4 separate regions of the Homo sapiens genome follow, and regions 1, 2 and 4 are each linked to region 3. The links are chromatin loops, found by intact Hi-C in ENCODE. Cell type or tissue: B cell. All regions are shown on one strand.

Evidence for each region. Hi-C counts contacts between places; a loop is a spot of excess contacts. Peaks named below come from ENCODE experiments on the same cell type or tissue, not always from the same donor. Only the 100,000 strongest peaks of a DNase experiment are listed, where the experiment ranks them.
Region 1: it touches region 3 in a loop (2.8-fold over the local background); 5 of 110 quality-filtered maps call a loop at or near these places.
Region 2: it touches region 3 in a loop (8-fold over the local background); 3 of 110 quality-filtered maps call a loop at or near these places.
Region 4: a loop joins it to region 3, with 7 times the contacts of the local background. A loop is called at or near these places in 103 of 110 quality-filtered maps.

Annotation. Positions count from the first base shown.
Region 1 is chr6:32,114,987-32,122,986 of GRCh38, reverse strand. It overlaps ATF6B (activating transcription factor 6 beta), which reads left to right. Exons shown (of 18, transcript NM_004381.5): 6 at 1,639-1,724; 7 at 1,863-1,998; 8 at 2,085-2,216; 9 at 3,030-3,163; 10 at 3,846-4,031; 11 at 4,121-4,212; 12 at 4,949-5,128; 13 at 5,293-5,400; 14 at 5,583-5,664; 15 at 5,880-5,950; 16 at 6,172-6,283; 17 at 6,423-6,507; 18 at 7,019-7,723. The coding sequence ends at 7,248. Among named protein-coding and RNA genes, the nearest start is that of ATF6B, 9.3 kb to the left of the region's middle. RefSeq lists a silencer at 3,801-4,095. In B cell, CTCF peaks have their summits at 3,816, 4,025 (motif pointing left) and 6,093; a DNase peak (open chromatin) is centred at 4,006.
Region 2 is chr6:32,044,250-32,052,249 of GRCh38, reverse strand. TNXB (tenascin XB) reads left to right here. Exons shown (of 44, transcript NM_001365276.2): 27 at 1,929-2,252; 28 at 2,663-2,980; 29 at 3,600-3,887; 30 at 4,238-4,516; 31 at 5,794-6,075; 32 at 6,924-7,244; 33 at 7,534-7,869. Among named protein-coding and RNA genes, the nearest start is that of CYP21A2, 9.8 kb to the right of the region's middle. RefSeq lists enhancers at 3,641-4,274, 4,464-5,663 and a silencer at 6,077-6,328. In B cell, CTCF peaks have their summits at 3,726 and 3,928 (motif pointing left); a DNase peak (open chromatin) is centred at 3,909.
Region 3 is chr6:32,792,416-32,800,415 of GRCh38, reverse strand. No RefSeq gene overlaps it. Among named protein-coding and RNA genes, the nearest start is that of HLA-DOB, 21 kb to the left of the region's middle. RefSeq lists a cis regulatory region at 5,665 and an enhancer at 5,593-5,737. In B cell, CTCF peaks have their summits at 3,016 and 3,221 (motif pointing right); DNase peaks (open chromatin) are centred at 996, 2,935, 3,235 and 5,695; H3K4me3 peaks cover 1,018 bases; H3K27ac peaks cover 2,090 bases.
Region 4 is chr6:32,410,631-32,418,630 of GRCh38, reverse strand. No RefSeq gene overlaps it. Among named protein-coding and RNA genes, the nearest start is that of BTNL2, 7.4 kb to the right of the region's middle. RefSeq lists silencers at 3,785-3,933, 4,130-4,405. In B cell, CTCF peaks have their summits at 2,806, 3,011 (motif pointing left), 4,812 and 5,013 (motif pointing left); DNase peaks (open chromatin) are centred at 3,010 and 4,990; H3K4me3 peaks cover 387 bases; H3K27me3 peaks cover 1,350 bases.

The sequences.
Region 1 (8,000 bases), 680 kb after region 3:
CGGCCTCCCAAAGTGCTGGGATTACAGGCGTGAGCCACCATGCCCAGCCATGGTTAAATAGTTCTGATAGTGGTTATCTCTGTGTAGGGAATCTGAGTGACTGGAGGACCGGGAAGGGAAGTTTTTTTTTTTTTTTTTTTTGAGACAGAGTCTCGCTCTACCCAGGCTGGAGTGCAGTGGCGCAATCTCGGCTCACTGCAAGCTCCGCCCCCTGGGTTCATGCCATTCTCCTCCCTCAGTCTCCCAAGTTGCTGGGACTACAGGCGTCCGCCACCACGCCTGGCTAATTTTTCTATTTTTTTAGTAGAGACGGGGTTTCACCGTGTTAGCCAGGATGGTCTCGATCTCCTGACCTCGTGATCCACCTGCCTCGGCCTCCCAAAGTGCTGGGATTACAGGCGTGAGCCACCGTGCCCCGCCAAGATTTTTTTTTTGACTTAATTTTCCTTTGTTCGTTTGGATTTGTATCATGACTGTATTATCTATTCAAAAATATAAATTGAAGTTTTAAAAAGCAATCTTAGTGATCATATAATTAAGTACCAAAGTGAACGGTATGGACCAGAGGTAGTGGTGGACTGTTGACCTGTGGGCTGAATCTGGCCCTCAGAAGGGTTTTATTTCACCGACATGGGGCCTAGCATTTTCTTTCATGGAGTGATCAACAAGTCATAAAGGCAGATTTATTGGAGGCCATGGAGGCTCAGAGGTGACTGAGGCTTTGCTGTTTGGTGCCTGGGAGGAAAACTTGTGTGACGGGGCAATCAGGAAGCCTCATTTATGGCCAGTTAGATTTGGGTGACTGGTGAGGCATGAGAATGGAAGGGACCAGCAGGCAGCTTGGAAGTCAGAATCTGGTGCAGGTGAGCAGCCAGGGGGAGATGCACACTTGGCGGTTGTCAGCATGGAGATGCATTGGGCAGGGATAAGGTGGAAATCCAGCAAGATAGGAATTTGGGCCATGTGAATGCTGGAGACCCCCCTGCCACTTCCCCTGCTCAGGCCTATTCTATGTGAATAGACAAGTTCTGTGAACAAGAAAGAGGGAAACGCAGAAGGGCAAAGACAGCTTTGAGGAACATGGAGCAGGGATGAGAAAAATCAGAGGAGCCACTAAAGGAGAAAGGGAAGCACTAGGCGAAAAGCGGGGCGGAGAGCCAGCAGGTGAGCAGCTCTGTGACTGCCCCTCCTGGATGGCCTGTAATCTAGGGCCAGAAGAGTTTTATTTTCAGGTTCAAAGAGAAAGGACCCATTTCCCCATCTTAACCCTCTTTTTTATTTTTTTGAGATGGAGTTTTGCTCTTCTTGCCCAGGCTGGAGTGCAATGGCGCGATCTTGGCTCACTGCAACCTTTGCCTCCCAGGTTCAAGCGATTCTCCTGCCTCAGCCTCCTGAGTATCTGGGACACAGGGATGCGCCACCATGCCCGACTAATTTTGTATTTTTAGTAGAGACGGGGTTTCTCCATGTTGGTCAGGCTGGTCTTGAACTCCTGACCTCAGGTGATCTGCCCGCCTTGGCCTCCCAAAGTGCTGAGATTACAGGCGTGAGCCACCATGCCCAGCCTCCCATCTTAACCCTCTTAACCCTTCAGTGTTTACATGATATCCAGCTTTTGCCTCATCCTGCCTCCCACAGATGTCCAGACCAAGATAGAACCTGTCTCTCCATGTTCTTCCGTCAACTCTGAGGCCTCCCTGCTCTCAGCCGACTCCTCCAGCCAGGTGAGCACCACCTTCCTTCCTTCCTCCAGGTTTTCCAGTGAGTTCCTCCTGACCTAGAGGTATGAGAGCTTTCCCTTCTTCAGCTCCTTCTCCTCGACACTCTTCCTGACTAATGTATCTCTGGAATGCCCCACATAGGCTTTTATAGGAGAGGAGGTCCTGGAAGTGAAGACAGAGTCCCTGTCCCCTTCAGGATGCCTCCTGTGGGATGTCCCAGCCCCCTCACTTGGAGCTGTCCAGATCAGCATGGGCCCATCCCTTGATGGCTCCTCAGGTAATGGAGTCTCCTGACACTTGGAATCCCTAGTGAGAGGCCTTTGGTCCTGACATTTCTTGTTCTTTTCTCTCACCTTCCTTCAGGCAAAGCCCTGCCCACCCGGAAGCCGCCACTGCAGCCCAAACCTGTAGTGCTAACCACTGTCCCAATGCCATCCAGAGCTGTGCCTCCCAGCACCACAGTCCTTCTGCAGTCCCTCGTCCAGCCACCCCCAGGTACTGAAGAAGGAGAAAAGGGCCGGGCATGGTGGCTCACGCCGGTAATCCCAGCACTTTGGGAGGCTGAGGCGGGCGAATCACCTGAGGTCAGAAGTTTAAGACCAGCCTGGCCAACGTGGTGAAACCTTGTCTCTACTAAAAATACAAAAATTAGCGTGGAGTGGTGGCAGGCGCCTGTAATCCCAGCTCCTCGGGAGGCTGAGGCAGGAGAATCACTTGAACCCAGGAGGCGGAGGTTGCAGTGAGCCGAGATCATGCCACTGCACTCCAGCCTGGGCGACAAAGCGAGACTTTGTCTCAAAAAAAAAAAAAAGAAAAAAGAAAAACCAAAAAATAAAAATAAAAATTAATTAATTAATTAAAAAAAAAAGGCCAGGCACAGTGGCTCACGCCTGTAATCCCAGCACTTTGGCAGGCCAAGGCAGGCGGATCACAAGGTCAGGAGATCGAGACCATCCTGACTAACACAGTGAAACCCCGTCTCTACTAAAAATACAAAAAAATTAGCCAGGCGTGGTGGCGTGCGTCTGTAGTTCCAGCTGCTGGGGAGGCTGAGGCAGGAGAATGGCGTGAACCCGGGAGGCGGAGCTTGCAGTGAGCCGAGATCGCACCACTGCACTCCAGCCTGGTCGACAGAGCAAGACTGCATCTCAAAAAAGAAAAAAAGGAGAAAAGGAGGCGGGCTGCATTGACCCTGTCAGAGAGCTTGCAGCCATTGAGGCTGCCCAATCCTTGGGTGCTCTTGTGTGGGTGTGGACACAAGGACCCCACCCAGCGCACAGCCCTCTGACCTCTGCTCACTTGCCCCAGTGTCCCCAGTTGTCCTCATCCAGGGTGCTATTCGAGTCCAGCCTGAAGGGCCGGCTCCCTCTCTACCACGGCCTGAGAGGAAGAGCATCGTTCCCGCTCCTATGCCTGGAAACTCCTGCCCGCCTGAAGTGGATGTAAGTGTTGGGGAGGAGAGAAGTAGGGCGAGTGATGGGAAGGGAAGAGGGAAGTCTTGCCATAGAGAGAACTGTGGGATGAGGAGGGAGTCGATACCTAGGAGAAAAAAGTGAGGAAACGGACCCATTAGATCATTCTGAGGGTCAGAATGGACTCCTGTTTCTATATGAATATCAACTCCAGGTAGTTTTAGGGTCCTTTAGGTTTGCTGTCACTGCAGATGGAGAAATGGGGTTGGTCTCCATAAATTAAAGGCAAGGAAGTCGTACTGTACTATACGACTACGGTCATGGCCATAGTTGGGGAGGGAGGCTGCCTCCTAGGGGAAAATCAGGTAAACTGTATAAGCAGTATAACAAGGTTAAACTTTGAACCCTACAAATGTGGGCTGACAGGAAGAAAGAGTTACGAAGGAAAGAGTTTCCACCAGCATGGAGAAAGTTCTTCCCACACTCTAACCTTTCCCACCTCTGAGGAGCAGTAGCAGGGAATGTTTGAAAGAAGGGCCCCTTCCCTAGCGTGTTTGAGTAGAGAGGAAAAACCTCTCTGGCTATGTAGGTGGGTCAGGAAGGCAGGGGAATGGCCATGTGAGCTTTGGGTAAATCATTCCTTGGGGTTTGAGAGCATAGTCTCCTTCTGCCAACTCATCTGTCATTCTTTTTTGACCTTCCGGGTGCCTAGGCAAAGCTGCTGAAGCGGCAGCAGCGAATGATCAAGAACCGGGAGTCAGCCTGCCAGTCCCGGAGAAAGAAGAAAGAGTATCTGCAGGGACTGGAGGCTCGGCTGCAAGCAGTACTGGCTGACAACCAGCAGCTCCGCCGAGAGAATGCTGCCCTCCGGCGGCGGCTGGAGGCCCTGCTGGCTGAAGTAAGACCAGTCTGTCCCTGGGAGACCAACAGGAATACAGCCTCCTTGGAATGATTCCCCTTTTTCTTGTCTCCTTCTTTGTACCTTAGAACAGCGAGCTCAAGTTAGGGTCTGGAAACAGGAAGGTGGTCTGCATCATGGTCTTCCTTCTCTTCATTGCCTTCAACTTTGGACCTGTCAGGTGAGACCTTCCTTGCTTCACTAGAACCTTCCAGGTGGAGCCCACGTTACAGCCTCCTAGCTGCCTGCTTTGGCCCAGGCCATTTCCTTCTGCTTATATACAAATGGTTCTGGTGTCCTTGGCACCGATGATGTGTCTGGCCAGCCCCTTCCTGCTCCATTATTTGTCTTTTTTTCTTGGAGATGGAGCCTTGTTCTGTTGCCCAGGCTGGAGTGCAGTGGCACGATCTCGGCTCACTGCAACCTCTGCTTCCTGGGTTCAAGTGATTCTCCTGCCTCAACCTCCCAAGTAGCTGGGACTACAGGCGCACGCCACCATGCCCGGCTAATTTTTTGTATTTTTTAGTAGAGACAGGGTTTCACTGTTGTTGCCCAGGCTGGTCTCGAACTCCTGAGCTCAGGCAGTCTGCCCACCTCAGCCTCCCAAAGTGCTAGGATTACAGGCTTGAGCCACCTCGCCCGGCCTCCTGCTCCATTATTTTTCCAGTGGAGAGTAGATGATGGTGATAATGCTGGTAGAAATAGTGACTATTAAGTGCTTACTGAGTTCTAGGCTCTAGGTGATGCACTGTCTTTTTTGTATGTAGGGACCATCCTTATTCCCATCTTACAGAGGCAGACTCAGGCTTGTATAACAGATTGCAACTCAAGCAGTCCATCTGCAGAGTCTTTATTCTTACCTAGATACTTGATACAGCTGAAATTCTTCATTGTGCTCAGTCCTTCTTTATCCACAGCATCAGTGAGCCTCCTTCAGCTCCCATCTCTCCTCGGATGAACAAGGGGGAGCCTCAACCCCGGAGACACTTGCTGGGGTTCTCAGAGCAAGAGCCAGTTCAGGGAGTTGAACCTCTCCAGGGGTCCTCCCAGGGCCCTAAGGAGCCCCAGCCCAGCCCCACAGACCAGCCCAGTTTCAGGTGAGGAGAGAGAGAGAGGGCCCCCTCTCGTTTGAGGGTATGAGTTGGTCTTCTCCCCGCTTTCAGTGAGGGGGACCCAAAGCTTTCTCTTGCCGTCATCGCCTTCTTTGTTGTGGGAGTGCTGGGCAGTCTCCAAGTGTTGTCTCCTTCCTGCTTCACTCCAGCAACCTGACAGCCTTCCCTGGGGGCGCCAAGGAGCTACTACTAAGAGACCTAGACCAGCTCTTCCTCTCCTCTGATTGCCGGCACTTCAACCGCACTGAGTCCCTGAGGTGTGGGATTCATTGCTGGGGCATCCAGCTCCCCCGGCCTCCCAAGGCCTTCTGCAGTCAGCCTGGCTGGCCTGTGTACTAAAGCGCCAGTGCTCCCTGCCCTCTCCTCACTCCTGTGGGTGGGCAAGGAGGGTGGGAATCTTGGCCTGGCATGGAGGTCCTGAGCTCCTCCATTTCCCCAGGCTTGCTGACGAGTTGAGTGGCTGGGTCCAGCGCCACCAGAGAGGCCGGAGGAAGATCCCTCAGAGGGCCCAGGAGAGACAGGTAGGGCGGGTGGCTGGTTCAAGGAAGGCCACTTGAAGACAAGGGCTAAAGGCCTTGTCTGGGGATTTCTAGTGGGCATCTCGCTGTGGAAGTTTGAGGGATCGTTTGAAGGAAGTGGAGGGTTGAGTGGGAGGTGGCATCAGCTTCCAGGGGCTGTTTGTCTCTTTCCCTTTTCCCTTCACCCTCTCCAAGTCCTTAGATACTTCTCCTTCCAGAAGTCTCAGCCACGGAAGAAGTCACCTCCAGTTAAGGCAGTCCCCATCCAACCCCCTGGACCCCCAGAAAGGTGAGTGTGGGGTGGGGTGCTTACTTATTAAGTGAAATTCCACTTTCAAGAGCTGTACCCCCAGTAGCTGTCCTGTGCCTGTCATTACTGTCACCAGTGGGATTATACCTCCCTCCTCCACTGGGGGTCTCCTGTCTTTTTCTCTCATCCTACCCGCTTCCCTGGTAGAAACTGAGCATTGGGCTTAGTTCCCCTCAAATCCTGTTTCCCCACCTGCCTAGGGATTCTGTGGGCCAGCTGCAACTATATCGCCACCCAGACCGTTCGCAGCCAGCATTCTTGGATGCAATTGACCGACGGGAAGACACATTTTATGTTGTCTCTTTCCGAAGGGTGAGTTTCTCCTGCCCTTCCATCTCTGTCACCCCAGGTTCCCAGCAGTCTGTCTTCAGTGGGGGGATGTAGAGTAGGGCTGGGGAGCTTGTTGGCATCTTTGCCTCCACCCTTCTGGCCTGGCCCATCTGTTCCCCAGGACCACCTGCTGCTCCCAGCCATCAGCCACAACAAGACCTCCCGGCCCAAGATGTCCCTGGTGATGCCTGCCATGGCCCCCAATGGTAACTCTTTCCCTGCTGGGTATGGGGGCAGTTCCAACAGGGAGATCCAGCCTGGGAGCTGAGGGGGAAGGGGGAGAGGAGCAGGGCATCCAGAGAGCTGCTGGACCCACAGGTGAGAAGCAGCAGGAAGTAGGTGGAGGGAAGAGCACCATGCAGGAGACTTGGGAGGGAGACAAGGGTGAGGGTCCTTCCCTGGTGAAGGTGCTTGGGTAGATGACTGGGCAGAGGCGGGGGGCCGGGAACCTGCTAGACTCTCACTTACTTTTTTCTCTTGATGTCCTCTCCTGTGTGACCCCACACTCAATGCCCTTTTCTTTTCCTACCCTCTCCTTGCCCCTGCACCAAACTCTGTCCCTGCCATCCTGTTTAACTCCCGCTATGGATCTGCCTCCTCACTATTGCCCTTTCTTTTTCTCTCTGCTCACCTCTACTTTTCTGACCTCCTCCCCTCCTCCCTGCAATCCCTGTTTGCCTCCCCATCTCCTCTTCCTTAACTCTCCCCTTCTCACAGAGACCCTGTCAGGCCGTGGGGCCCCGGGGGACTATGAGGAGATGATGCAGATCGAGTGTGAGGTCATGGACACCAGGGTGATTCACATCAAGACCTCCACAGTGCCCCCCTCGCTCCGAAAACAGCCATCCCCAACCCCAGGCAATGCCACAGGTGGCCCCTTGCCAGTCTCTGCAGCCAGCCAGGCCCACCAGGCCTCCCACCAGCCCCTCTACCTCAATCATCCCTGACCTCTGCCATTCACACTGACTTAGAACGGGGGGAGGGGGTACCAGGTGGCCAGGTGGGACTGTTTCAAATTTCCCTGATCCCCAGGCTTGGGGCAATTGGTAAAGGAAAGAGCAGGTGTGGGGGTTAAGCACTTATTTGAGGTGGGGGTGTTCACCTCTCTTCTCATCCCTTTTCAGAATATAGGGCTCCTCTCATTCCTGTGAACCCCCAGTCCTGGCTTCTTTGTTTGAGGGGATTGTGTGAGGTTCAGTTGTGGGGTGGGTGGTGAGCTGCTGCATATTTTTTATTTTGTTTCTCTAGTGTTATGGCAGTGGAGGTGGGAATTTAGTCCCCAGGTGGGACAAGGGAAGTTTTTTCATTTTGGAGCTAGTTACTGGGAGTAAGGGAGGGTGGGGTGGGGGGGAGTTCAGGTTTATGTGTGTGCATTTCTTTTTTATTATTATTAAATAAACAACTTGGAGGGAGTTGAAGGAATGGTGGCTGCCTTCCTGGCTCGTGATGGGGAGTTTGGGGGAAAGTGGCTTTTCCAGAGCCAGCATCAAAGAATCAAGCACTGAAGACATAGCTGGCTCTGAGGTGGGGTGGGTGCGGGATCACAGACCGCATGTCATCCCCTTGCCCCCACCCCTGCAACTCTGGGGTATATCTGTGTCTAGCAACGATGTCTCATGGCGTGACAGACTAGAGGATACGCATCCCTGGAATGTGAGTCAACAGGAAAGATGGGGCCCCACGCCCTTCAGGGTGAGCA
Region 2 (8,000 bases), 750 kb after region 3:
TCAATCTCCTGACCTCGTGATCTGCCCTCCTCGGCCTCCCAAAGTGCTGGGATCATAGGCGTGAGCCACGGCGCCCAGCCGACCATCCATTTCTAACAAGATTCTCATCTATCTTGATGCCACTGGTCCAAGGAACACACTTTTTTTGTTGTTTTTTATTGTAGTAAAGTACACTTGACATAATTCGCCATTCTAATCGCTTTCTAGTTTGCAGTCCAGCATGAAGTCCACTCACATTGCTGTGGACTGTCACCCTCCACTTCCAGAACTCCTCTTCCCACACTGAAACTTCCTACCCACTAGACACGAACTCCCATTCTCCCCTTGCCCCAGCCCCTGGCAACACCATTCTACTCTCTGTCTCTATGAATTTGACTCTAGGTACCTCATATAAGTGCAATCATACAATATTTGTCTTTTTTGAATGGTTCATTTCATTAAATACAATGTCTTTAAGGTTCATCTATGTCGTAGCATCAGTCAGAATTTCCTTTTTATTTTATTTTCTGTGGCAATGGGGGTCTCGGTATGTTGCCCAGGCTGGTCTCAAACTCCTGGCCTCAAGCGAGTCTCCCACCTTGACCTCCCAAAGTGCTGGGATTATAGGCAAGAGCCACTGCACCTGGCCAGAACTTCCTTCCTTTTCAGGCTGAATAATGTTTCGTTTTACACATACAGACCACACTTTGCTCATCCTTTCATCCATTGATGGACATCTGGGTTGCTTCCACCTCTTAGCTATCAAGAATAATGCTGCTATGAATATTTGTGTGCAAATCACAGAACACCTTTGTAGCAAAGCTCCTCCCAGTAACAGATTTGGAAACTCTCTTAGAATTTGTTGAAGCGAATTTTTCTTGCATTCATGAATCCTCACAGAGGTTAGGCTCAGAGTTAGGGTTCCTGTCCTAATGGGAAAAGTTCCTGTCCTAATGGGGCTAACGTCATGGGGGACAGGCTGTGGACCAGTAAGAAAGCAAAGGCGGGTGAGCATGTGACAAGAAGCCCAGAGCCAGGCAGGAATACCTAAACCACCCTACCTGTGGATACTCAGGGGACAGTCAGGATCTGAGGCCAGGCAGGCCTTAGCTTGGTGACAGCTTTAGAGAGAAGGTGAAGCGTGTCAGATCAGCACAGGTGGTGCAAAGGCCAGGAGGCTAGAAAGAGCATGGTGTGTGAGAAGTACTGAGGATTGAGTGGGGTGTCCTTTGCAGTGAATAGATAGTCCTGAAGTGTGGGAGCAGAGGAGGCCTGGGGTCTCCCAGGGATGAGGATGTGATTGCCCAGGTCTGTGCTGAGATGGCCCCAGCAGCTGTGCCTGTGTGAAGCTCATCTGTGGGGGCTAAAGATGGGGATGGGGTGGCAGGGAGCCTAGAGGCAGGGAAGCCAATAGGCAGTTGGTGGCCCTGGTGAGAGGTGACAGTGGCTCAAACTAGGATCGGGGACTGGAGGTTGGGGAGGAAGGTATCCAGGGAAACTCGGGGGAGAGGTAACTCTGAGGCTGCTGGCAGCTGGTGAGGGGCTGGGTCCAGGAACACACCCCAGGCTCTGGCCTCGGGAGGAGTGTGCTGAGCTTGTTGCAGAGCAAAGACAGAAGCCCAGTGAACAAAAGATGGCGAGGAGACCCCAGTGCAGGGAGGGTAAGGGTGCAGAGGCCAAGTGGAGCTGTGCTCAAAAGAGAGGCGGTGCTGGAGGGACAGGGAGAGGTGGCCTGGGTGTTGGGAGGTGGGGGTGAGGTGGGGGCCGAGGGCAGGGGGGTCAGGGTGAGGGATAGGAAAGGCCGCAGGGGAGGAGAGGATGAAGAGCTGTGCTGGAGGCGCTGTGGGCAGCATCGTCCTGTTCTTGGGCACTTTGTGTTTTGTGACACATCCTTTCTATGCTGAACTGAGAACCCAGGGTCCTCACTGTCCCCACACGTGTCTGTCCAGCTCCAAAGGATGAAGCCGAGACCACCCAAGCAGTGCCTACCATGACCCCTGAGCCCCCCATCAAGCCTCGCCTGGGGGAGCTGACCGTGACAGATGCCACCCCCGACTCCCTCAGCCTGTCCTGGATGGTTCCCGAGGGCCAGTTTGACCACTTCCTGGTCCAGTACAGGAATGGGGATGGGCAGCCCAAGGCGGTGCGGGTGCCGGGGCACGAGGACGGGGTCACCATCTCAGGCCTGGAGCCAGACCATAAATACAAGATGAACCTGTACGGCTTCCACGGTGGCCAGCGCGTAGGCCCTGTGTCTGCCATTGGGGTGACGGGTGAGTGAATGATGGGAGCCCCAGGGTGGGAGCTGTGGGAGGGCCACCTCTTGCTCTTTGGTGATGACTGGTGGGGAATGGGACAGGGGTCTGGTCAGCACCACAGAACTGCTTGTGGCTGGGGCTGGGACTCCCCTTGGGCCTTCCTATGTGGTTGACCCCTGGCTCCCCCTGAGCAGGGAGGGGCCATCAGGAGTTTTGCTGTGCTGGTGGCTGTGCCAGGTCCCCCACAGCTGACCCTGGAACTTGTTACGTGTGTTAGCTGTCAGCTGAGCAGGACCACCCAGCCCCAAGAATGGACTTCTCTGAAATGACCTCAGGTCCCCCAGTCATAGCCTTGGCTTCTCCCTCCTTTTCCCCAGGACCCAAGGACATCCCCCTCACTCTCTCTCCCTCCTTCTCCACTGCAGAGGAAGAGACCCCCAGCCCCACAGAACCCAGCACTGAGGCCCCGGAGGCCCCTGAGGAGCCGCTCCTGGGGGAGTTGACAGTGACAGGATCCTCCCCTGACTCGCTGAGCCTCTCCTGGACCGTCCCCCAGGGCCGCTTCGACTCCTTCACCGTGCAGTACAAGGACAGGGACGGGCAGCCCCAGGTGGTGCGTGTCAGGGGCGAGGAGAGCGAGGTCACCGTGGGGGGCCTGGAGCCCGGGCGCAAATACAAGATGCATCTGTACGGCCTCCACGAGGGGCAGCGCGTGGGCCCAGTGTCCACCGTGGGCATCACGGGTGAGTGGGGGGACAGGCCCTCGTCCCCAGGTTTACCTCTGCAGCCCCCTTGTGTTTCTCCTTTGGATCTTGGCACCTCTTTTGACTGGGCCTCTAGGTTTCTGTCTTTTCTCCCATGTTGCTAATGATCCTGCCTCATCCTTGGATTCATGGAGACTGTGTGGAGTCAGATGGGCAGGTAGTCCATGCCCTGTTTGTTGTAGCTTCCTTCTCCCATTGTGATCTGGAACCTCCATGTTGCTCGTGTGCTCATTTGTTAGTCTTCAGGCTCCCTTAAGGAGTATTTTAGTGGCTCAGAAAGTGCTTCAGATCCAGCTGCCCAGATCTGCATGTGCCTTCGAATGTAGTGATTGTGCGACTTTGCAGGCGTTTCCTAACCTTGTGCTTCAGATTCCTGCAAAGTTGGGGTGATGATAATAATGGCACCCACTTCATATGTTGTGCGAGGGTTAAATGCACCACTGTTTGTGAGCTGCTTACAGCAATGCAGGGCACAGATTCTAAAACAAGCGTTTTAGAGGAGGCCGCTAAGAAATGCTCACTCCAGTCCTGGGAGAGCACTGCCTCCCTTGCGCAGGGTCCTGCCTCCTGACCCATGGGCCTGCTCTGCTCTTTTCAGCGCCCCTGCCCACACCACTGCCGGTGGAGCCCCGCCTGGGGGAGCTGGCGGTGGCGGCCGTGACCTCGGACTCAGTGGGCCTCTCATGGACGGTGGCCCAGGGCCCCTTTGACTCCTTCCTGGTACAGTACAGGGACGCGCAGGGGCAGCCCCAGGCAGTGCCTGTGAGCGGAGACCTCCGAGCGGTCGCCGTCTCGGGGCTGGACCCGGCCCGCAAGTACAAGTTCCTGCTCTTTGGACTCCAGAATGGGAAACGCCACGGCCCAGTCCCTGTGGAGGCCAGGACCGGTGAGTGAGGGCTGGAGGCCTCCCGCGGCCAGAGCCTTCGCCCCCTTGTGGCACCTGTTGGAATTTCACGTTCTGTGCCCCACACTCCAGTCCTCAGCACCCACTGATTTATTGGGTCCAGGAAAACCCAGGCCCTGAGCTCTCCTCTCCCACTCACACTCATCCCTCTCCCTACTTTCCCTGCACCCCAGGGGACACTTGCTTTCTTGTCTGGCTCCTCTTTTATTCCTACTCCTGGCCCAGTCACCCTCCCGTTCCTGGGACCGGCTCACAGAGCCATAGCAGCCCAGGAAGCTCCGTGGCCCCTTTGCCTCCATCCCACTCTCCATGCACCTCACTGTCTTTTCCAGCCCCAGACACCAAACCGTCTCCCCGCCTGGGGGAGCTGACTGTGACAGATGCGACCCCTGACTCCGTGGGCCTCTCGTGGACGGTCCCTGAGGGCGAATTCGACTCCTTCGTGGTCCAGTACAAGGATAAGGATGGTCGGCTCCAGGTGGTGCCGGTGGCAGCCAACCAGCGGGAGGTCACAGTCCAGGGCCTGGAGCCCAGTAGGAAATACAGGTTCCTGCTCTATGGTCTGTCAGGCAGGAAACGACTGGGCCCCATCTCTGCTGACAGCACCACAGGTGAGTCCCAGTCCAGCCTCCACCTTTTCCAGAGCTGCCTCTCATCCGAGCCCTCAGAGCTGGCCCTGCAGCCTTCCCGTGAGATTCCCTCTATCAGCCCTGACACAACCATCTTAACTCCGAAAGTGAGTCCCTCTGTGTGTCAGGCACAGTTCTGAAGCATATGCATTACTTCCTTTCATTCGCTGACTGCTGAGGAAATAAAAGGGACACGGGCTTTGGGGCCAGCAGATCTGTGTTCCAGTTCCAGTCCTAGCCTTTGCCAGGGTGACCATGGACAAGCCGCTTCATCCCCGGGACCTCAGTGTCCTCACCTGCATAATGCTGGGAATGGCGCTGGACTCAGTAGTGGTTCCCATCCTCCTCCCTCCTCCCTGACTCGGAGCCGAGGGGTGGAAGAAAAGGGAGGGCTTGGCTATGGAAAGACGATGGAAAAACCTGGTGTCACTATGCCTATGACTCAGCTCCCTGAGGAAGGGGTGTGGTGGGTCACCGACCCTCACCCCACTCCCAGGACCATGAGTCACTATGCCCAGAGGAGGACAGAGCAGCCGGCCAGTCTGGGCCTGGGTCCCTGGGACTCCGTAATTCTCTTCCCAAACCCTCACTGTGGGGACGGGGTACAGATCCCCACCCATCGGCCCCAGCCCCACCCGGGCAAGCCTCTGCTCTGCCCTCTGTTCTCCCAGCTAATCCCCTGTCTTCTCCCTGCCCCACCCTGGCTGCCCCGGCCCAGTGGGGTCAGTGTGGGGCTGGGGAAGCAGGAGGCACGGATGTTCAGGCTGATGGCCACAAGGGGACAAGGGGGAGATCACAGCCTGGCAGTGATGGGAGCCGTGCATTGGCCGGCTGCCCAGACCAGCTCTCGATGTTTGGGGTGTCTCCGTGACAACCCAGAGACCTCCGGGGAGTCTCTCTCAGCTCTGGCCTCATTCTTGCTCAGGGGCTGGGGGTCAGGGTAAACAAAGGCCCTCTCTGCACCCCCAGCCACCCATCCCTCGGGAGATGATCTGTAATGAATTTGGCGCATCCTCGATCACAGCAGGGAAGGGGCGGGGCAGGAAGGAGTTTGGGCAGCAGCCTCCAGAGGAGGAGGGGGCTGTTCTCCCTCATTCCTGTGGGGCATGGCGGGAGCAGGCCTGTGTGTCTCCTCAAGGAGCTGTCCCTGGGGCTACACTGGAGGGACCATTTCCCAGAACCTCACACCTCCGGGAGGCTGCCAGGGCTTAGGCAAAGGCAGCATGTGACTAAGAGCTTTCCCTCCTCCCTCTGCACAGCTCCCCTGGAGAAGGAGCTACCTCCCCACCTGGGGGAACTGACCGTGGCTGAGGAGACCTCCAGCTCTCTGCGCCTGTCCTGGACGGTAGCCCAGGGCCCCTTTGACTCCTTCGTGGTCCAGTACAGGGACACGGACGGGCAGCCCAGGGCAGTGCCTGTGGCCGCAGACCAGCGCACAGTCACCGTAGAGGACCTGGAGCCTGGCAAGAAATACAAGTTTCTGCTCTACGGGCTCCTTGGGGGAAAGCGCCTGGGCCCGGTCTCTGCCCTGGGAATGACAGGTGAGGCTGCTGTGCCTGGCTATAGCAAGCCAGCTTGTGTGGGTTTCCTTGTGCATTTGGGCTGAAGACAAAGATGACTGCAGGAGTGGGCAGGCCGGAGTGGGGCGCCCTGGCCTGTCCCCAGGAAGGAGGAGGAGTCTGCAGCCCTGTGGGCTTCAACATCCATCAAGGAGTCCAGAGCAGGAGCCAGGCCAGGCGGGAGGGAAAGGCCCTGGGAGGGGCTCTCTAATCTCCCAGCCCCGACTCTGCCCCGTCACTGCCACTGCTCCTCATTACTCGCTGGGGCTGCTGTCGCCTCCCCGAAGGGTGGCCTTGTCCAGATAGCGGCAAACCTCCCTGCCGTGGATGAGTCAGGAGCATTTTCTTAAGAGGAACATCACTGGAAAACAAAATGAGCGGGGACACAGAAACCAACAGCAGTGGCTGCATTTGTGGTACAGGCTCCTCTTCCAGAGCTCGCTGATGCCCACCTCAGACAGGCCTGACCACGGCACGGCTGGTGGGATTTGCCAGTCACCTCAACCAGCCAGTTCCACCCTCAGCTTCTCTCAGAAGGGAGCACCACACTCCTCAAGCTCAGTGAATGTATCCCGGCATGGGTGGGGCCAGAGCCTGTGATATCTCGAGGTGGGCTCGGCAGGACACCGGGGTGTGGAAGGGGGAAGCGAGCACCTGACTCAGACAGCGCGGGAGCTCGCAGGAGTCACGAGGCCACAGCGACTTCATTGTCTGACTGGGCCTGGACCTATAAACTTCCCACCTCAGCCTTGGGCCAAGCCTGGAAGATAAAAATGGAGCACCCCATGGCGCCCCTCACTCAGATTCTCCCCTGGGCTTCTCCCACGCAGCCCCAGAAGAGGACACACCAGCCCCAGAGTTAGCCCCAGAGGCCCCTGAGCCTCCTGAAGAGCCCCGCCTAGGAGTGCTGACCGTGACCGACACAACCCCAGACTCCATGCGCCTCTCGTGGAGCGTGGCCCAGGGCCCCTTTGATTCCTTCGTGGTCCAGTATGAGGACACGAACGGGCAGCCCCAGGCCTTGCTCGTGGACGGCGACCAGAGCAAGATCCTCATCTCAGGCCTGGAGCCCAGCACCCCCTACAGGTTCCTCCTCTATGGCCTCCATGAAGGGAAGCGCCTGGGGCCCCTCTCAGCTGAGGGCACCACAGGTACCACCAGGCGTCTCCGGCCTCTAGCCTAGGACTCAGAAGGGAGAAACGGGGGCTCAGAAGGGGTGGTCGCAGGGAAAGAGCGTGAGGCGGGTACCAGGGAGAGAGGATGGATGGGCTGGATGCGAGTGGCCTTTAGCTCTGCCCCACAGGACCCCCCTGTGGCTGCAAGTCCCTGGTTACAGATAGAGAAACGGGGGCAGGGAGGGGGGTGGAAGGGACGTGCTCTGGGTCACCAAGCTGGTGTGCTTCTGTCTCCAATCCCTTCTCCCCCACCCACTCCGTGCAGGGCTGGCTCCTGCTGGTCAGACCTCAGAGGAGTCAAGGCCCCGCCTGTCCCAGCTGTCTGTGACTGACGTGACCACCAGTTCACTGAGGCTCAACTGGGAGGCCCCACCGGGGGCCTTCGACTCCTTCCTGCTCCGCTTTGGGGTTCCATCACCAAGCACTCTGGAGCCGCATCCGCGTCCACTGCTGCAGCGCGAGCTGATGGTGCCGGGGACGCGGCACTCGGCCGTGCTCCGGGACCTGCGTTCCGGGACTCTGTACAGCCTGACACTGTATGGGCTGCGAGGACCCCACAAGGCCGACAGCATCCAGGGAACCGCCCGCACCCTCAGCCCAGGTAAGGACCCACACACACTCTGCCCCAAAGTGGGGGTCTTTGTACTTCACGGGGGGGACCTAGTGCCTCAGCCAGCGGTGGGGGTGGGCGAGTTGGTGGTGGGCCTGGAGGAATCTGCAGAGCGACTTCCA
Region 3 (8,000 bases):
AAATTATTTTATCTTTTTTTTAAAAAAGTTATACATGACATGGTTTAAAACATCAAATACAGATGGTTCCTGACTTATGATGGTTCCACTTAAGATTGTTCAGCTGTGATGGCGTGAAAGCAGTACACATTCTGGAAGAAATGTACTTCAAATTTGAAATGTCAGTCTTTCTCTGGGCTAGTGATATGTGGTATAACACTCTCACCTGACGCTGAGCAGCAGTAGTGAGCCACAGCTCCCAGTCAGCCACGCTAATGTAAGTGTTCTGAGCATGTTGAGGGTAGGCTGGGCTAAACTATGATGTTTGATAGGTTAGGGGTATTGAATGCATTTTCAACTTGCAGTTTATCAGGACACAAACCCACCTGAAGTCAAGGAGCATCTGTATTTCTACAGGGCTTGTTATGCAAAACAGCTGACCACACTGCCTCCCCATTCCTCTTTCCAGACAGAAATTCTAGTAGATAGTCCCATTTTACAAATGAGAAAGTGGAGGCTTAGGGAGGTTAATTAAGACACGCAAGTTCATATGGGTAGGAAGCGATGGAGCTATGATAAGAACTCAAATCCATATGGTCCCCAAGCCTGAGGTTTGAGCTATATTGCTTCGTGATTACAGGATATATTAGTTTCCTATTGGTGCTGTAACAAATTACCACAATTTAGTGTTTTAAAACAACAAAAATTTATTGTTGGACAGTTCTGGAAATTATAAGCCTAAAATGGGTCCTGTTAAATTAAATTAAATTTGGCTTAAAGCGGCCTCTGTACTTTGAATTCCTACGTAGTATACTGAAATCTAACTTAATGTGTAAGAAAATTGTACCCTAACTTAAGAGCATATTCTTGTAATAAATAGCTGAGTCTCAGGCAAACACAGCAGCCAAGCTTCAGGCAATCACAGGTTGCCAACTGATCAGACCATGATCAAATAAGGCAAATACTGAGCTGTAAACAAGCTGCTTCTGTATACCACTTCCTTTTTCTCTCTATAAATATTGCCTGCCCCTATTGCTCAGTGGAGCTCTCTGTACCTCTTCTGGTCCTGGATGCTGCCCAATTCATGAATTGTGCTTTGCTCAAATAAATCAAAATAAATTTCATTTGTTCAAAGTTTTTCTTTTAACACTTGTACAGGGCTAATCAAGGTGTTAGCTTGTCTGTGTTCCCCTTCTGAAGGCTTTAGCGGATAATCTGTTTTTTGCCTCTTCCAGCTTGCAGCGACCAGCTGCATTCCTCGGCTTGTAGCCCCCTTCCAGCAATCACTTTCCTCTGATTTTTGCTTCTAATATCACATCTCCTTCTATTCTCTTGCCTCTTTCTTTCACTTAGAAGGACCCATGTAATTATATCAGGACCACTTGGCTAATCCAGAATAATCTCCCCATCTCAAGATCCTTAATCTAATCACTAATGCAAAGTCCCTTTTGCCATGTAAGGTAACAGATTCACAGGTTTCATAGATTCAGATCTTTCAGGGGTGGCAGTTGGGGGCATTATTCCATCTACCACACAGAGTAAAGTTTCATCTGGATGACCCACAGGCCCTACAAATACAAAATGTCTAATATGGAATGTTCTCTTAAACTGTCCTTTCTTGATGACTGGAATTACTAACCACTTGGTCTCCCAAGCATCTTCTGCTCTCGCCTTCTCCTCTCTCCCATATACAATGGATGACGACACATCATGTTGCATCTGCTCCCTCACATGTCTCTGACCCTCTCTCTAGATCCCTGATCCTACTTTAATTCGAGCCCCATCATGTCTGGTCTGTGTTACTCTAACAGTTACCCACGCTGCTTTCTCTGCTTTCAATTTTATGCTCCTCTAACCCACTCTTCCCATCAGAGTAGTCTTTCTAAAACGTGAAGCTGCCCATGACCCTTCCCTTACTATCAGTCTGCATACTGGTCCTACTGACTGCAGATCAAAGACCCAAGTCCTTAGCCTGGTGTGTGAGGCATCCATCCCTAGCCCTCTGCTTCATCTGTCACCCACCCATTTTACCAATTCCGAAAGACTTTCACTTCCCTCGAAGCCTGTCCAAGTGTCCAAGCCGCTCATGCTTTGTTAGACTTGGAAGCCATTCTCCATATACCCTCGATCAGCTTGAATGTCATTTCCACTAGAAAATTTTCCTAATTGTTTGTGACTTCAATGTCCTAATTTTACACACATTTCTGCTGTGCCCCTTTGTTTGCTAATATGTCTCCTGGGTGGTAAGCAGGACTCCGTGTCTTATTAATATTTTCCGTCTCCAGAATTCAGCCACTGTCTGCCACACAAGTGCATAATGAGTTACTATACTAATATTATGCAGCCATGTCCCCTGTACAGCAGTTCCCTGGATCTCATGGCTTCTTTTTTGATTTGCCTTGTTTGTTACCAACTTCCATCAGTAAGACAATCTATCCAATCCTTGTCCCCTTTGCCACATCACATCCTCAGGGCAATAACAAAGTTGTTAAGTTTATGCACCTTCTCCACTTGGAGCAAGGCCTCACCATGTCAGGCCTCCGCCTGATTCTCCTCCCTGCCTGGGATGGCAGATTTTGCTCTAGTGGGTCTCCAGGCCGTGAGGTCTCCTGTCTTTTATGTTCTGATCCGGGTGGTGAGCTGCAGCTCACTACAAGTCCTTACTTGTCTCTGCTGGCCTTTAGAGACTTTGTACTCAATTTGGAGGAACTACTCTTGATGGATTGTAAGTGAGAGGATTTCCTGGTCTCCCTCTGGAGTCCGCCAGAAAACCACATTCTCTGCTTTTCAGCGTTGACTGCTCATGCTTACGTAATTTCTAAGAGTAAGAGCCTATGGACTGTCCTGGCAGCAAAGAATTCGCTCAGGATTTTGCCTGAAGCTGCACTTCCGGGGTCTCGCTTCATCAGAAGACTTCTTCATTTTCATCATCGGCCCAGCGATGCATGGGTACCTCTTAGGGTTTAGCCCCAGAATGTACTGGGGGAGGGGAGGGTAAAGTAGGTGGGGAAGGAGTCAGAGTCGTAGGTCACCTGTGGCTGGAGTTTTGCATCCCTAATAAACGGGAAATGAACTGAAGGAAGACTGGGTTTTCACGTCAACACGAAGGACACCATTACGATGCTAGACTAATCATCAAATAAAATTCCAGATGGAAAAAATTCAGAAACTTAATTTGGAATTTGAGCCCCGCTCTATTATGCAACGTTCCCAGCCATTGCTCCGCGGATGTAATGTGGACTTCCACCGCCAGATGGCGATCGAGACCGTAATTTAAGTTGGTTTTCTCAACTTCCTCTGGACTGAGTCCCCGTGAAAATCCCAAGTTTAACGAGGGGCTTTCCTCGCGTAACCTTCGCTTCTGCTTCCTCTCTCACATCACCTCAACCTGCGAGACTCTGAAAGGGATAATGAGGGTTGGGGGGAATATGGAAATTCAGGGAAGGGAGAGGGGGGTGGTGTGAAGCTTTCCAGACCAGCCACACAGAAATAGCGTACCAATAGTGGTTTAGAGCACAGACCCCCAGCCAGAATGAGTAATTTAAACAGCCCTACGATGTAATCGTTGTGTGCATATGCATCTCTATGCCTCTCTCTCTCTCTGTCTTTCTTTCATCTGAGACAGGGTCTCACTCCCTCTGTCCCACAGGCTGGAGTGCAGTGGTGCAATAATGGCTCGCTGCAGTCTTGACCTCCTGGGCTCCAGTGGTCTTCCCACCTCAGCCTCTGAAACCACAGGGTCTTGAACTTCTGGGCTCAAGTGATCTTCCTGCCTCGGCCTCCTAAAGTGCTGGGGTTACAGGTGTCGGCCACCATGCCTGTCTGCTATTTAAGTGCATAGAAGAATGCCTGGCACTCAGTTAGTGTTAAATATTTATAAAATAAATTAAAATTTTATAACACTACACACATGTTGTTGAGTATGTCATAAATAGAGACATATTTAATGAGATGTCAACATATATCACGTTAATGAATTAAGTAAGTTTGAGAATATTAGAGAAGAATGATAATAGATTAACGGAGGAGGCTGGGCGCAGTGGCCCACACGTGTATTCCAGCACTTTGGGAAGCCGAGGCAGGCAGATCACATGAGGTCAGGAGTTCGAGACCAGCCTGGCCAACATGGTGAAACTCCTTCTCTACTAAAAATACAAAAAAAAAATTAGCCGGGTGTGGTGGTGTGCGACTGTAATCCCTGCTAATGGGGAGGCGGAGGTTGCAGTGAGAGGAGATCGCACCACTGCACTGCAGCCTGGGCGACAAAGCAAGACTCCATCTCAAAACAAACAAACAAACAAACAAACAAACAAAAAACAGACGAAATAGGGTTTGAGTATGTAGTCTGCTCTCAACATGAGATAGTAAAGTCTTTGCTTCCCTTATATTCTGTTAATTAACTCATTTGATGCACATCGATGTATAAAGCCTTTAACTTCTATTTATTCTTTTCCTTGAAAAGCATGCGGAATGCCTTCTCAGGACTCTCCCATTTTTTATTTGTGAACACCCACTGGCATTCCCGGATACGAAGCTTGCAAGAAGGTGTGAACCGCCCTATACTCGTGAGCCCCTGGGGCTCTGTACTCTTTCCAGCCCACATTTGACCTCAGTCAATTTTTAAATGATTCCAGCTAAATTCTTCTTACCAGTGCCCAGCTGTACCTGCCTTAGGTAAGCAAGCACTCAGGCAACAACTTTCCTAGATTTCAAGCTAGTTGGAAGCTCAATCCCAGCTCTGTGATGGGTTGAAAAAAATTGCGACCTTGCAATTTGTGTGATTTCTTTCATGTTGCAAGGAAGCATCATTGTTTCCAGTTCTCTGCATCCCCAAGCAGAAACCAGAACTCTATATAAACGTTTTTAAATGGAGACATTGAGAAAAAGTACCCGAGAAACCAATGAGATACAGGAAGAATGCTTCCAGCACTAACATGAATGGGGCTTGGCCATACAGATAGAAGGGTTGGAAACTCTTACGCCTTGATTTAAACTCTCTATGCATATTCTGAGCACGCTGGGGAATGTACTACTACTAGGCTTGATTTGGATTCATGGCTACTACCTCCCACAAAATGATAGGTCTTCTGTTTTAGTACGTGAGATAATTCCTCAATCGATCTTATTGCTGCTATTTCTGTTAAGCATAAACAATGATTTGGGTCACAAATTTCAATGGGGTTTAAATTCCTTTGTGCATCCCAACAGGTAATCCTCTTACTCTGGGCTATGAACTTGCTACTGCCAAGATGGATGCCATGAAAAAAAGAGATCTCATCAAAATGGTCACAGAGAGATGGAGGGCCTCTGTGTAGATGGCAGGGTGGTGGTGGCCGTGTAACTAGCTGCCCGGTGAGGAGCAGCCCTTGGGGAGAGCCCAGGTAGGACCAGGAGAAGCAGAAATAGAGAAAAGTGAAAGATCGAGGTGGAAAGAACATGAGGGACAAGAGCTCTGCATGGCCACATCACCAGCAGTCTTGTTATTACAATGAGGATGAAGGGACTGAAAAGAGGGGAAGAGATGGAATTCATCAAACAACAGTGCTCATTCATACAAGGTAAGTATACATGTGGCCTTTTCTCTCTCTATCTGAAGATGTGGCTTACTGTAACAGGAACTATCATGGGCATTGGACGGCTGTCTCATGGTGATCCCATCCTCCTCTACATCCTAAACTTTTTTTTGAATGCATTTCTGTATTTTGACTTCCTCTCTCCCCAAAGTTCTTGTTAACTTCTGAGTATGACTTAGCTTCCTTATTCTTTGAAATATTTGAAACCCCTAACTTCCTCTCCTCTGTGGTGTAACTCACATGGCTTCTTGATACCAGGAGGCACTGTCTGCATACAACCTCATATTATGAGGATGAAATGCCCATGAATCCTACCAATCTGAGGAACAACGCATTTGTCTTCTCTGACAAAATACGGGTGCCACATATTCTGTAGGAAAAGGTGGTGTTGAGGTCAGAACTTCTCTGTTTCTCTGTCTCTCTCTCTCTGGTTCTGGAAATGTTGAGAATATGAGTGAAGGGAAAAAGATGGGCACCACGTGGAGGCAATTTCATGGTGGCATGAAACAATTTTGGGGGCATGAATGCCATGGGCAGAACATCAGGGCCCCAAAAGGGAAATACACAGTACTTTCTTTGGACTTCAGTGCTCTCTTTTATAGTAATGGAAACCACAAGCGCAGAGGAAGGGGAGCTGATTCTATAAAAAGAAGTTTATTTCCTACTTTAAAAGATGATTTTTTGACTATCTTCCCACAATAGAGCCAGAGGATCACAGGGGAAAGCTACGATCCTCAATTATAGAAAATGATGTTGGGTGCATCTAGCATCACAGAAGCTTTAGAGGACACAGTCATCTCAGGTACCTACAGATAAGGAAGAAGTACCAATGAGAGTACCTACTCGTATTCTTATTCATGGAAGCGAATCCCTTCAGGAACCAAATCATTTAGCTGCTGGTAGATGTTTCTTTTGGCTCCTCTCTCTCCTGAGCTCTCAAACACAGACTTTTTTTTCTGTGTGCCTCTGCTTTTGGCAACTCTGTTCCAAGAATAAGAATATTTGTTTGTAGATGAGCTTGCTAGGTCGGGGATCTCTTGTATAGGGAGATGGTGAATCACTGAGCAGGACACAGAGGCATGAGTTGAAACAGTGAGATGTACCTTAGTTTAAAGAGAGGTCACAAGAGCTCATGGACCATTATTAGATAAACTCTAAATTAGAAAAAAGAACCATATTTCTCTTTTGATAGTCACATAAAAATTGAAGCCATACTCATTCTAATAAAAAGTAACATGCATAGCTCTTCATTGCAAAGCTCATCTATTATTCATAACAGGCATATAGGGTCTATATCATTTTTACAGAAGTGGAAATAGCATGTAATTACTAATTTAGTTTATTCATTAGTTTTCCAAAAGTGAAATAAAGAATTTTCCCTTTGACTTCCTACCTGGTAATTTGAAAGAGATAAATTTGTGACTAAAAAGAGTACTTCACATCATACACAAATAATTAATGCAACTGATTGACCCAAGCTAGTGTGTGTGATATTGTGATATAATAGGAAGTATATATTTGGTTTCTGACCCTGGTTCCTGCCCTTCAGCTCCTAAAACTCTTGGAATCTCCAGAGTGATAAGAGTGTCTTTTGCATGCTAATGAGGTGACTGGTGGCTGGGGCTGGTCACCAGAAAGACCAAGGCAGGATTAGAGGGTTGGGATTTTCAGCCCACTCACAATCTCTGGGGAGAAGGGAGGGGCTGAAGGTTGAGTTGACTGCCAATGGCCAATGGTTTAATCAACTCACCATGCTGACATAACAAAGCCTCCATTAAAACCCAAAAGGGCAGAGTTTGGAGAGTTTCCAGATAGCAGAACACGGAAAGATGCCTGGAGGATAGGCTCTTGAAGAAGGTGTGGAAGCTCCGCACTCTTTCCCCCATACTTTGTCCTATGTGTTTTGTTTTTCTTTATCAATCTGTTCGTCTGTATCCTTTGTCTTATCCTATGTAATAAACCAGTGTATGTAAGTGTTTCCCTGAGTTCTTTGGGCTGCTCTAGCAAATTAATTGAACCTGAGGAAAGGTTTGTGGGAACCTCCAATCTATAATTGGATGGTCAGAAGTACAGGTGATAGCAACTGGCATCTGAAGTGGGAAGGGGGCAGTTTTGCATGACTGATCCCTCAATCTGTGGGATCTGATGCTATTTTTAGGTAAATAGTATCAGAATTGAATTGATTTAGAGGAACCCGGTGTCTGCTGGAGAATTGCTTGGTGTGGGGGAAAAATCTCCACATACCTGATGTCAGAAGTAACTGTGTAAGACAGAAGGAAAAATGCTTTGGAGTTTTTTGTTTTTTCTCCCCATCTCTATTTATATAGGTTAAAAATGTGGCTGGGTGCATGCCCATGATCTGAGCACTTTGGAAGGCCCAGGCAGGAGGATAACTAGAGGTCAGGAGTTCAAGACCAGCCTAGGCAACACAGTGAGACCCCCCCGCAT
Region 4 (8,000 bases), 380 kb after region 3:
TTTATGAATTTAACTATAAATAACTATATAGTATAAATAACTATAATTGATATGAAAATATATAAAGTTATTCAGTTGTTAATGGATACTTAAGTTGTTTTGATGTTTTGCTATTAGGAATGAAGTTGTAATGAACTTGCAATAGTTCTTGATGTATGTTCTAGAGTAGCATTGTAGTAGTAATGTAGTATGATAATGTATATATATTTTCAACCTTACTATGTTATGCTGACTTGTTTTCCAAAATGATCCTAACAATTTCTATTTCCTTCAGAAGTCTGTTGGTAGAAACATTGACCCACATCCTTGCTAGGTTTTGATATTTTTATTGTTTTTTCAGTGTGGCGTTTATTTACATTTCTCTGACTTATAATGAAGAGTTTGAAATTTTTTCACATATTCACATGTCATTTATACATGTTACTATAAAATGTTTCTTCTTGCCTTTACCATTTTTTTTCTCAGAAAAATATAGTCCTTTACTAATTGATTTGTAGGAGGCCTTTCTATGTTCTGGGTACTAATCCTTTTCATGGTTTAATATGTTGTAAGTATCTTTATCCAGTTTACCAAAAAAATTTCCTCTCTCTAGTGAGTGATTCCAATCAGCATATAAACATGCCACGGCATTTCCTTTTCCCTAAATCCAACTCTGCTAATGAATTTTTACTTCTAATCTGAAGGAAACTCTTAAAAATATTGGGCTGCACCTGTTATTTCCATTCCTCCCCATTCTTCTTCCACTCTTCACAGATCAGGCTACAGTCCACATCTTTAACTGAACTCCTTGTCACTGACATGTGTTAGCTCCATGTTGCCAAATCCAATGGTCATCTCTAGGATGTCATTTTATTCATCATATCAGAAGCATTTTATGTAGTTAACCACTACTGCATCATTGATGTATTTTCTTGACTTGTTACTAAACCTCACTGTCTTGAGATTCTCATCACACGAGAATAACAGCCAGATCTCAGCCTGCCTTGCCAAGTCTCCCATCTTCCCAACTTCTAAATGACTGAGGGCCCAGGACTCATCTCTTGCATTTGTTTCCTATGCATCTTCATTCCAGAATCTCCCATGGATTCCCACAACTAAGCACAATTCTTTGTTGAAGTTTCTCTAACTTACATTACTAGCCTTGACATGTTGCCCATAGCTTTGAAGCATGACTTGAAACCAAGCTTTGCATATTTCTTCTGTCCTTTTTCAAATAAGTTTTGGCTATTGTAGATCCTTTGTATTTTCATATAAATTTTAGAATTGTCTATTGCCACAAAGAAACCCAGTGGGAATATTGATCAAGATCGTGTTGAGAACTGTTATTTCAAAAATATCAATTCTTCCCAAATCAAAATATATTATATCTCTTTACACATTTAGAATTTTATCAGTTTCTCTCATCAGTATTTTATAGTTTCACATCACACATCTTTCGGTTCAGTTTATGTCTAAGTATTTTATGTTTTTATTGCTGTCATAATGAAGTGATTTTTAAATTTTATATATGATATTCTGCTGTGGTGTATAGAATTACAATTTGTTTTTGTATTTTACCATTGTTAAATTCACACATTCTAGGCATTTTCAATAGCTCTCTTAGGGTTTTATATATAAGCAATCAAGCTTTCCAGGCTGTAATGTTTACTGTTTGCCAAAAGGAGTCTGAAATTATGTGAAATCTGCTAGGCTTAAACTAATTTTTAAAATAATAAAAGTTGAAAGAAAAATCCAGGTCAATTTAAAAAATAAAGAATATTTTAAAAATAGTTTCCCATGCCCAATTTTATGTTAAAATACAACCAGACATAGTTAAATGTTTTATATATGGTCATGAAACTAAATTGTCCCCAATTATTTTCATATTCCAGTTCATATCAATTTCAATGGCTAGGCTATCCTTTGGGGTATAGTTTTCCTTTCATCCTGCTAACCCATTAATTATCCTTTTCTACGTGTCCACAAATGTCAGAGGTGTTTGAGCCGGAGCAACTCCATCTTGAATAGGGGCTGGGTACAATGAGGCTGAGAGCTACTGGGCTGCATTCCCAGGAGGTTAAGGCACTTTCAGTCACAGGATGAGATAGGAGGTCTGCACAGGATACAGGTCATGAAGACCTTGCTGATAAAACAGGTTGCAGTTAAGAAACGGGCCAAAACCCACCAAAACCAACATGGCCACAAGAGTGACCTCTGGTCATCCTCACTGCTCATTATATGCTAATTATAAAGTATTAGCATGCTAAAAGACACTCCCACCAGCGCCATGACAGTTTACAGATGCCATGGCAACATCCAAAATTACCCTATATGGTCTAAAAAGGAGAGAAGCCCTTAGTCCAGGAATTGCCCACCACCTTCCCGGAAAACTCATGAGTAATCCACCCCTTATTTAGCTTGTAATCAAGAAATGCTAAACCTACATGAAGTATGAACGATTCCTTACATTCCATTCCATGCACCACATCCTCCCTGAAGATTGTCTTGATTCCTTCATAGTTATTGAATTATTATAATATTAGTGCCTATGTTCTCTACTCTCAAAAGTGCAAATGACATTAATAACTGAACTTATAATATTTTCTGCTTTGCTACCTTAAGAATGAGTGCCTGGTATTGCGACGTGATTACAACGAATTTAAGACAATGAAGCAGTCCTCTCTCCCTATCTCCCTCATATCCTCTCTGGCTCTCTCTCTCTCTCTGTCCTTCTCTCCTCCTCTCTTTCCCCCGCATTCTCCCAGGGTGGTTCAGTGGCAGAATTCTGCTGGGACCTTTAAGAGAGAGAAGCATATTCAGCAGCAGCAGCAGTTTTCCTATTCCTGCCCCCATCCGCGGCTTTGAACTGAGTTTACCACGAAATACAAAAACACAATTTTAGAAAGAAAGATATTGGCAGTTAAGATTTGGGAAGTTTCTAAATGGGACTCTCAGTCCTTCCCGCCACTCTGAAATCGCGGTGCAGTAGTAAAATCTTGGAGGCGGTTCTTGAACAAACCTGTCATCTACTGGCCATGTGTGGAACTGCAACAGCCCGGTGGGGAATGCACTTCGCAGAGATGGAGATCCTCTCAGAGGCCCCAAGAGGACCAAGTAAAAGAACCCAGGATGAATGGCAGGCTGGATGGGTGCAAATGCAGGAGGCTTAGTATATCGGTATGATTTTCTTTGCCTTCTTTCTCCCAATATTTGGAAGGGTCCCCTATTTCCAGTGTGAGACATGCCCGGATATCTCTGTGAGTGCAGCTTCTTTGGGGTCCTGGGAGGAGTGTGATGGTATTAACACATTCTGTACACCCTCTCCCCGCAATTCCCCAAGGGGGCATCTGCATTAGTTTTGGAGTCAACTGAGGTGGGTTTCACCGAAGCTTACATCTCTTCCTGGGAACTTTAGTCTTATAGGCTCCCACCTGCAGTAGAATCAATTTTAGGTAATTTCATCATTTTCAAAAAATAATAGATGATCATTGTGATTGTCTTAAACTTCTGTAACTCTTTCATAAAAGTAAATTTAAAAGTAAAAATTTATTTTATTTTATTTTATTTATTTTTTGAGACAGAGTCTCACTCTGTTGCCCAGGCTGGAGTGCAATGGCGCAATTTCAGCTCACTGCAACCTCCGCCTCCCAGGTTCAAGTGATTCTCCTACCTTAGCCTCTGGAGTAGCTGGGATTACAGGCGTGCACCACCACGCCCAGCTAATTTTTGTATTTTTAGTAAAAACGGGGTTTCACCATGTTGCCCAGGCTGGTCTCAAACTCCTGACCTCAGGTGATTCACATGCCTCGGCCTCCCAAAGTGCTGAAATTACAGGTGTGAGCCACCACACCCAACCTAAATTTTTTAAAATTAAAAGTTTTAGAGGAACTGGTTTGTCAGACACTTTTTGTAAAGTATATGACAGCCATGTATGTAAAGAGCTCAACTTAGACTGTAGGTCAGCCAGAACTAAGAATACCTCAGTCCTCCATCCCTAAATGTTTGGGCATTTTCCTATTCAGAAGTTCTACTGCCTGCCCTTCCTCCTTTCTTCTCTTTTCTTTCTTTTCTTCTTTTTTCTTTTCTTTTCTTTCCCTCCCTCCTTCCTCCCCCCTCCCTCCCTTCCTCCCTTTCTTCCTTTCTTCTTTCCTTCTTTTTGCCAATCAAGAAAAATGGCCAGAGGTGCAGATTGAACCGTGGCCACGCTGTGAGGAAAGGCCTCCGTCCTGTGAGCACCACCCTCCCCTCACTGGCCTCGGGAATCCCAGGCCCCCCACTCACATCTGGGGGAGGAGTCGCAGGGCTTCTGCAGGTGCTCTCTCTCCTCCAGTCAGTCAGCAAACCGAGGGGACTGTGGAGGACAAGCCACTGTGCCTCCAGGAGATGAGAGCTGCTGATTTTTCTTTCCTTTCCCTGAGGAAACGATACCTGTATAAGTCTCACTGCTGGGAGACTCCACAAAGTAATCATCTTTCTGGTGAGTTGATCTAAGAGCTCTCAAAACATCTTTCAACCAGGTCCCCAAGAAACAGCTGATGGCGTCGCCTGAACTTCTCCATATTCATAGCAACACTTTCCTGACATTTCTTGGATTGACCTTGATTTCTTATCTTCATTTCTAATCTCCTCTATTTTTCTATCCACCTTCTTTCCAAGACCTTCCATTCCCAGTAATGACACCTAATAGCTATAAAGGGATTTTGTATCATGATTATATTCTTACTTTATCCTTACAACGATACTTTAATGTGAGCCACCCACATACTATCCCTGTGTAAAAACTAAGAAAATTGAGACCCCTGGAAAGAACAGACTTACCCAAAGTAAAGCTTGCCCAAATGTATAGCAAAGCTAGAATGAAAATCTCAGTCAGCCTAAACTCAGGGCTTCTTTTGTCGTCTAGTGGCTGAGGGAGTTATGAATGTGGGTCACAGGTGACCGCCGCATTTGAAGAAGAGTCTGTAAGTGAATCGACTTGCGGAACATCCTTGAAGCCGACAGTGAGCCCGTCTCTGCTGCCCTCTGGTGGCCAGGCAGATCCATGACTCCCCTCTCCTGTTCCTCCTGCCCTCGCCGGATGCTTGTTTTTCCCTCTCCTCAGTTCTAGCAGCTTATGCCTTGTTTTCCCGCTTCTCCTGGAGGTGGACTCTAGTCAGAATGCAGAGATTGTGACTCCTTTTTTTCTCTCCCACACACCAACATCTTCCTGCACAAAATGACCTCCCATAATATGTAGCATAATTTAGGACACAGTTCTCAGCACAGGCAGACCTCTGAGAAAGTGTATGCAGATGATTTGTGAGAACACACACACGCGAGTGTAAACGGAGCTTCTTTACGCGGTGAGTTGGCGCTGATGTGACTGACCATAAAAAATTCAAATAATTGCAGCATTTGGTACCATAGAGATGATACTACAGAATGCATGCAATGAGCGGCATCTTTTCACACATTCAGGTGTATAAAGTAAATTTCTATATTTTCCTATTACGGATTTTAATTTGTATGCCAAGCATTATTATGTCTTCTGACAGAGGAGTTCATCTGGTAATTTCCAGATAAATTCAGGGGCTTTCACACAATTAATTTAATAGCAGCCTCTCCTTCACCTGCCGTGTGATTTCTAAGTTCTGAGGTGGGAGGCGGAGCAGGGCTGGTGTAGAAGTCTCTCCTCACATTTGCATCATCAGCTCCCACAATATGTCACTATCGCGTCGTGTTTCCTGGTCGTCACTGTCCTTCCCACAGTGGTGACGATCACTGTTATGTCCTTGATGCCACTCTCCTCTTGCTGGAACATTCCATCCCAGCATTTTAGGCAGCAAACTTTCATCCCACTGTTGGAGCCTTCCAGAGTCTGCCACTTCTTGCCTTGGAGAACTTTTCCTTTGCTGCCACTCTGAGAGGGACATCTGTGGGCATCGCTACCATTCTGGGAACCGGAGGTGAAGTGGGGTTCATTCCCCTCTACTCCAATTGAGAGAGAACCAGGGTAAAGAGACCCTCCTATCCTCGTCCATGTTTAATTATGTTTCTCTTCTCTCCAAATCTCTCATCCTCTACAGTGAGGGGAGGGTCTTTGTCTAGACTGAAGGATGGAGGGGGAAACCCTTACATTAAGAATCGTAACCGTAAGTCAGGGGACCCAATTATGGGCTGCTCATAATGGGAGGGAAAGAAACTTAAGGAAAAAATCGGCTCAAACCTTGTAACATCATAATGCTGCATATGCTTTTATCATTACATTGACATGAAAATCTGCAATTAAATTAAAAATTGTTCTGGAGAACTCTTGAAATCCTGAGACTATATCTGAGACCCCCTCTAGCTCAAGGAACACAGACTTAAGGGGAACGTAAAGGAAAATCTGGCAGAAACAAAAACACACACAAAATATGCCTATCATTATACTCTTCATGCCCAAATATTATGCTGAGAAGGTTATTACATTTCTTTGGTAAACATCTGAGAGTAATTAAACCTTTTATTACTCAGCAAAGGGAGATAAAGTACCTGAGTAAAAAGAGCAATAAAGTAGCCCACAAGGGACCTTGGCCCAGAGCTCTGATCCTGGAGAGGGCAGTTCCTTTCTCTGGGTCTCTGTTTTCTCATCAGTGGAATGAGGGATGGCACGTTTGATATTCAGTTTTGCTTCCAACTCCAGCCCGATGAGTGCCATGCTCTGGTGGAGACTTGGCACTAGTTGGGAATCTTTGATGTGTGGCAAGGTGGAGGGAAGGGTGGATAGCACCCGCTGATGTGTGGGACGGTGGGGTCTGTGTGAGGACCTAACTGGGGGGTTGCAGATGAGGCCTCCATGAAGGCCTTGGCTTTCTGGGGAAGGTGAGAATTGCCAGTGTCATGATTTTGTGTGCACGTCTGCAGAATTCACAACTGAACCCAGCCAAAGTCCACTTGTCCCCGGAGTTTCACTGTTGAGAGGATTATAGCTGTTAGGAGGTGAATGTGCTATTCTGATTTTCAGAATGCAATCTCATTTTCACAGGGCCTCCGGGATTTGGCTCTGCCTTCAACTGGGGTGAGACGGCTTAAATCCTCCTTCACCCAAAGTCCTGGAGGAGGCCTCCACACTCTCTGGCTCTCCCACAGTTCTGTCTTTGATCAGCACACCCCAGGGCTCTGACCTGTTTCTGACCACCTGCTATGTGGATGAAGATACATCTGGGGCTAAGTGAGAAGACCCAGTAGCACCAGGTTTCGCCCCAAAGGAGAGAGGGAGACACGTGAGTGGTTTGGATTCCCTGGTGAAGGATGGCCACGGGAAGCTGGGGACATTGTCTCAGATTACAGAGTAGGACATACGGACAGAATCAATGTCCTTTAGGGAAATGCTGCCACCTGTTACACTGCCTCCCACTTACATTTATATCCCACTGCGCAGTCTTCAAAGTGCGATTGTAGCCCATTTGACCCTCACAGTGTTCTTGTGAAGCAGGCTGAGTGAGGAAGAAGCACGAAATTAAAAACGAGAAAACCAGGATCACATTTTCATTTGTCATGGATGATGTGGGGCATGTGTCCCTGAGCCTTGACGTCTTCTTATGTCACATGGTCATGACACAGCTTGGAAAACATTAGGATGATTGTCTCCACCACACAGCAGAGAAAATACAGGCTCAAAAAAGTAAAGAAAGATGTCCAAGGTCACACACACACACACAAAAACCCAATTCACTTTGTCTCCTAGAAATCTTATTTTAGCTTTCTCTATAAAAATGTATTGTTTTAACATATGATAAACTATAGCTGTTTTTTTTTTTAATTTTTTTTTTTTATTATACTCTAAGTTTTAGGGTACATGTGCACATTGTGCAGGTTAGTTACATATGTATACATGTGCCATGCTGGTGCGCTGCACCCACTAATGTGTCATCTAGCATTAGGTATATCTCCCAATGCTATCCCTCCCCCCTCCCCCGACCCCACCACAGTCCCCAGAGTGTGATATTCCCCTTCCTGTGTCCATGTGATCTCATTGTTCAATTCCCACCTATGAGTGA